Linked DNA regions of Homo sapiens: region 2 is linked to region 1. A link is a loop called in an ENCODE intact Hi-C map of the cell type or tissue named here. Cell type or tissue: OCI-LY7. All regions are shown on one strand. Links, peaks and the distances in the headings refer to the core of each region. The heading gives the core; the rest is flanking DNA. Region 1 overlaps ABCC1 (ATP binding cassette subfamily C member 1 (ABCC1 blood group)). Region 2 holds the start of MYH11 (myosin heavy chain 11).

Region 1 (2,906 bases), core at 298-2,797:
CGGGTTCAAGAAATTCTTGTGCCTCAGCCTCTCGAGTAGCTGGAGTTACAGGCATGTGCCACCACGCCCAGCTAATTTTTGTATTTTTAGTAGAGATGGGGTTTCACCATGCTGACCAGGCTGGTCTCAAACTCCTGGCCTCAAGGGATCCTCCTGCCTCAGCCTCCCAAAGTGTTGGGATAACAGGCATGAGCCACCATGCCCGGCCTCACAAATGTTCTTAAGGTGAACACGAAGATTTGAACCTCTTGATCTGCATGATTCTGTGGTGTTTTCTGGATAAAGTGAATAGTGAACCATTTTCACAGATTGCCTCAAGCCCCTTAGGGGAACAAATTTTTAAGGGATTTAAAAAAATGGCTCATTAACCTTCATACCTGGAAGGTAAAACACATCTTCATGACTCTGGTTTCTTTCTTAGGAACCTAATACCTAGAGCAGTGGTTTTCCATCAGGGGCAAATTGCCCCCACCCTGGGGACAGTTGGCAATGTTTGGAGACATGTTGGGATGTCAAAACTGGAGTGGGGTTTGCCCCTGGCAGGCAAGCAGGGTAGAGGCCAGCGATGTCGCTAAACATCCTACAGCACTCAAGACGAATTCCCCCTTACCCTGCCCCCCGTGACAGGGAATCCCCTTGCCAGGACATCCAAAGCACCACGAGCAAGAAACCCTGTGTGCTCCGACTTCACACTGCTGAATTCTTCCCTTGTCCTCTTGGGAGAAGGATCTTTATTCCAACAATGTGGCCATTTTTCTCTTTTAAAAAATTTTATTTATATATTTTTATGTTTTTTTATGGAGATGGGATATCAGTCTGTTGCCCAGGCTGGTCTCGAACTCCTGGGCTCAAGCGATCCTCCCACCTTGACCTCCCAAAATGCAAATGCTGGGATTATAAGCATGAGTCGCGGCACCTGGCCCGTGGCCATTTTTCAAAACCTTGCTTGAACCATCTGTTAACCTCATGGCAAATATTTTTCCCTCTTAAGTATTTACCGAGTTTTTCTTAATGATTATAAAAGCAACATGTGCTCATCGTAGACATTTGCAAACTACAAAAGAGTACAAAGAATCAGGAAAAAAGGTGGCTCATATGTGTAATGCCAGGACTTTGGGAGGCCAAGGTAGGCGGATCACCTGAGGGCAGGAGTTCGAGACCAGCCTCGCCAACATGGTGAAACCCCATCTCTACTAAAAATACAGAAATGTCAGGAGGCTGAGGCAGGAGAATAGCGTGAATCCGGGGGGCAGAGCTTGCAGTGAGCCAAGATTGTGCCACTGCACTCTAGCCTGGGTAACAGAGCGAGACTGTCTCAAAAAAAAAACAAAAAAACAAAAAAAAACTCCCGAGAAAGAACATCTTTCTGCCCTCACTGCCCAGAAGGGGAGCTGTTGTTAGCTTTGGCATCTTTTTCACCTGTCCTTCCTTCCTAGGCCTTCTCCCTTGACAAGATTGAGAGTATATCTTAGAGTTTTCTCATCTCCTGCCACCTTTTGATTTCTTTTCTTAACAGTGGGCCATAAGCACCTCCCCAAGTTACACAAATTAGTTGTCAGCACAGAGCAGCTGCCGAGAGAGTTCATCAGACAGACCCCCACATTCCTTCTGGCTGTCCTCAGAGGCCGGATTTCTTCCTCTTTTGAGGATGAAGAGCTTTCTCTGCCGAGGCTGGGGGAGGAGGTCAGTGAGGCAGCCAGTGAATGCCGTTTTTGGTCAAAAATGAGGCGTTGACTATAAAGCTGTGAGTTGAATTCTTCCCTCCGGGGAGGCTGGCCTGCTGGACCTTGCCCAAGCAGAGTTCCAGAACCTTCTTGAGTAAAGGCAGTGTTGGTGGAATAAACAGTGAGAGGACTGGCAACGGAATACACAGACCCGGGGCAGCACTTAACGTACGTGGGTCAAGGGTAGAAACAGCACCTGGCTTGACAGCATCCAAAACCCAACACCTGGTGGTTGCATGAACTCAGTGACAGTCACTGAATTACAAGTTTCGTGTGTTTGCTTTAAAAAAAAAAAGAAAGAACTCTTGCTACTTTATAGCATTCTCCACCCTGGCCCCCAGCCTTCATGTCCCTCTTCTTCCCTGCTTTGATTACTTTGTGGCACTTATTGCTGCCTGGAGTAAATTATGGATCTACTTGTTCATTTATTGTTGATCTCTTCCTTTGGAATTTAAGATCTGAGGGTTTTGTTTGTTTGTTTTGTTTTGTTTTGTTTGTTTTGGGAGTCTCACGCTGTTGCCCAGGCTGGAGTGCAATGGTGCAATCTCGGCTCACTGCAACCTCCACCTCCTGGGTCCAAGTGATTCTCCTGCCGCAACCTCCCAAGTAGCTGGGATTACGGATGCCTGCCACCACGCCCGGCTAATTTTTGTATTTTTAGTAGAGACGGCGTTGTGCCACATTGGTCAGGCTGGTCTTGAACTCCGGACCTCAAGTGATCCACCCGCCTCAGCCTCCCAAAGTGCTGGGATTACAGGCATGAGCCATCGTGCCCGGCTGCTCTGAGGGCTTTTTGGTTGTCTCTCCATCCCCAGGACTAAGAAAAGAGCCTGACACATAGTAGACACTCAGTAAATGTGTTAAATGAGTGGATGAATCGCACCTTGGCTGTTCAAGGCATGTCCTGCATAAGCAGTGGGTAGGCCGGAGGGCTTTGGATGTTTACACTGCAGATAAATACCTCAGACTAGGAGAAAATAGGAGTGGATTTCACCCCCTCTCAGGTCTGCTTTAGAAAGCAGCTTTGTCAGTCCTGCCTATGAGAGGGGCCCCTCTGGCATTGGGAAGTCAGCTCTGCTTCTTGACTTGACTATACACTTGTCAGTCTGCCCATCTGTCTGTCGGGTGTGTACAGAGTGCCTGCTGTGTGCCACAAGGCCACCTGGTACGTGAGCCTCTGTG
Region 2 (2,906 bases), core at 306-2,805, 240 kb before region 1:
CCTCAGCTGCCTTGTATACTAAACAGGCATCATAAAGCCTTTCTTATGAAGTTGTTGCAAAGATTAAATGAGATAAATTAAGTTAAATGTTGCAACAGCATGTGGCACTGAAGTGTTCCATCAACGGTAGCTATCTCAAAGGGAAAACATCAATTTCCTTCAAACAAAATTCTCTATCTTATTTCACACCCTGCCACCTAATGACTTTCAGTTCAGCGTCAAGTTCCGTCTCTGAACAATTCTAAAATAGTATCGTTGAGTAAATCAAAGAAACAAAAAACTATGCAAAGCAGTTTATTAATAGCCTGCATTCTTTTTGCCAAACCCCGGACGGACAGTTCACCATTTAATCTCTCAGTTCTTCATACTGCAACTAAACACTCCCACCTTGGGTTTCTAAATATTTTCTTTTACTTCTTGACAAGCATGGCTTTGGATGGTACCTTTTCTCAAGTGGCAAAATCCCTACCAGACCCTGTGCTGGAAGAAAACTTACAACAGGCAGTAGCCACACTTTCTCTCGTTTTACCCATTTGGTTGGGCACGAGAGTGGCATTGACACAGGTGGCTCTGCGGGAAATTCTAGTGTAATCTTACCTAACGCACCTGCAGATCGTGGAAGCAAATGGAGACTTTGGAGCCCACCTGGGTATCTGGGGGCCCTTTGGGGTCAACCTGGGTGAGTTGTTTTTTTTTTTTTTAATTTGGAGAAGAGGAAAAAGTGGGCTGTAACAAACTAGATCACAACCAGCCTTATCTCCCAGGGGTTCTCAACATAGAAGAACCTCCCCTAAACTGATTAAAAAAAAAAAACAACAACACTCCTTTCTGCTAAGCCTATGCCCATGTGTTTTTAACTGATTTAATGCATTATCAACACAACTGTGCAATACGGTCAAATCCACAAGGAGCCTCACTTTGCCCTTCTGTGTGATAGCAAGTGACTTTTCAGTGAAGTTCAGCTGTAAATTTTTTGGTGCCTAGAATAAAAGTGAGATGCCTTGATTGTCTGCACCGGACCTCTGAGATTTCCAAGGGAGCATATCTCCTGGATTAGCCTCTTAACAAGAATCACTCGGGACTAATTTTTTTTTTTTTAAGGCAGTTTTTCTGGGGATTCTAGAGTTGGGAAATGGAGTTGGGTCCAGGCATTGATATCGTTAATAAGCACCCCCAAAATGGTACTTCTCACTGGCAATCTTAAGAAATGCTGTTTGGGGAAAGTCTAGGATAATCTAAGACGATAAGGCAGAGAGAGATCCAAATCACAACTCTGCCCCCACCATGGCCCTTACGAGGTTGACAACAGGGACCCCTAAGTGCACCCCAGCCCCTATAGAATACCCTATAGGACTTTTAACACCCCCCTGCCCTGCAATCTGCCCCCAGAATGACAACTACTACTTACAGATCTCCAACTGGGGGGACTAGTGGAGAGGAAACTGGATGGCGAGCTCGGATCTGACGCACCTCCCAGGCCGGAGCGTCCAAATCTCCCTGCGCGTCCTCGGACGCCTCTCTTTATAGACCCGGAGCTGCCCGCGGCTGGGAAAGGGGAGGAGGCCGAAGGGGTGGAGTTGGGGAGGGTCCCTCGCGGCCCCCTCGCCGCGCCCCCTGCAGGGCGCACCCCCGGCGGGAGCGCAAGGAGCTGGGGCGCTCGGGACAAGGGTGCACGGAACAGGTGCGCACCGCACAAGGGCGCACGGAACAGGTGCGCACAGGGACGGGAGTCTCAGCCCCGGCCCCAGGCGGTCGCAGACGCTCCGGATCCCTAGAGAAAGGGGGTCGAGCAGGCAGTGTCTGTGCGGGATGCTTGAGAACGTCTTCCCTGAGTCGGTTCCGGCCGCAAAGGCTTTAACCTCTTCCTCCCCGTGTCGGGGCTGTGGTGGATCTGACTTGACATCTCCCACCCCACTTCCCATTTTATTGGCATCGCACTGTCTGGAAAGAGGGCCGGCTGTGCAGCGTGAAGGGTAGGGAAAGGGGATTTCTTGAACTTTGCAAAGTGCAAGACAGGAGGCCCCCACCCTTGCTGGGAACCGTGCAGGAAGGGGAAGTTTTTACTTTTCCCAACTTGCCATCTCCACCTCCACCCACATCACCACGACCAAAATACAAATAAAAATTAAAAATAAGCCCACTGTGATTATTTCAGCTGTCCCCCTCCCCTGTGCGCCACTCGCCAGCTGCGTGACCTTGGGCAAGTCACTTCACTTCTCTGAGACTTGGTGTCCATAGCTACAAAATGGGGGAAGGCGGTGGCGGTGATAATTACGTTATTTACAAGATGCAAGTGTCAAGATCCAAGGAGAAAGTGGGTGTGCCCCCAGAGTCTGCGAGTTCCCTTCAACAACTTCCCTTCCCCAAGGATTCCTCGCCTAAAATTGCATTCCCTGTCTCTCTCCATCACAGGCTCTCTCGCTCTGTCTCTGCCACTGTCTCTGCATGTCTGTCACTCTGATCATTGCTGTCTCTCGCTCTATCTTTTGTCTCTGTCCCTCTCGCTTCTCTAGATCTGTCGATGTATCTGTCTCTCCCTCCTGTCTCACTTTGTCTCTGGTCTCTGTGTCTCTTGCTCTCCATCTCTCCCGCGTGTCTCACTCCTATCTCTGCGCTTTCTCTCTCTCTCTTCCCCAGGCTCTCCGTCTTCTCCCCGTCCCTCCCTCCCCGCTCCTGTCCACGCACGCACACACAGGCCATAAAAGGAAGTCGAGGCGGTGGGCTGGCCCCGCGCCAGGCCGGGGACCCGCGGGCAGCCCGGGCGCTCCGCTCCCCGCGCGGCACCAGCTCCTCCGAGGTTCCCGGGCCGGGCCGGGCCGGGCCGGTCCCCCTCCCCGGGAGCGGCGGGAGCGGCGGGCGGGAGACAACCCAAAAAGGGCAGGCGCGGACTCCTTCCTGCAGGAATT

Evidence for each region. A loop is a pair of places that touch in the nucleus more often than their neighbours do. Peaks named below come from ENCODE experiments on the same cell type or tissue, not always from the same donor. Only the 100,000 strongest peaks of a DNase experiment are listed, where the experiment ranks them.
Region 2: a loop joins it to region 1, with 5 times the contacts of the local background. A loop is called at or near these places in 2 of 110 quality-filtered maps.

The regions. Positions count from the first base shown.
Region 1 is chr16:16,094,910-16,097,815 of GRCh38, forward strand. The region is part of intron 19 of ABCC1 (ATP binding cassette subfamily C member 1 (ABCC1 blood group)); the gene reads left to right. Among named protein-coding and RNA genes, the nearest start is that of ABCC6, 130 kb to the right of the region's middle. In OCI-LY7, for the core only: CTCF peaks have their summits at 1,376 and 1,578; DNase peaks (open chromatin) are centred at 1,402 and 1,942; H3K4me3 peaks cover 1,146 bases; H3K27ac peaks cover 2,500 bases.
Region 2 is chr16:15,855,533-15,858,438 of GRCh38, forward strand. It overlaps MYH11 (myosin heavy chain 11), which reads right to left and starts at 1,496. Exons shown (of 41, transcript NM_002474.3): 1 at 1,409-1,496. RefSeq lists an enhancer at 2,542-2,906. In OCI-LY7, for the core only: a CTCF peak has its summit at 1,607 (motif pointing left); DNase peaks (open chromatin) are centred at 579, 879 and 1,729; H3K4me3 peaks cover 2,186 bases; H3K27ac peaks cover 1,805 bases.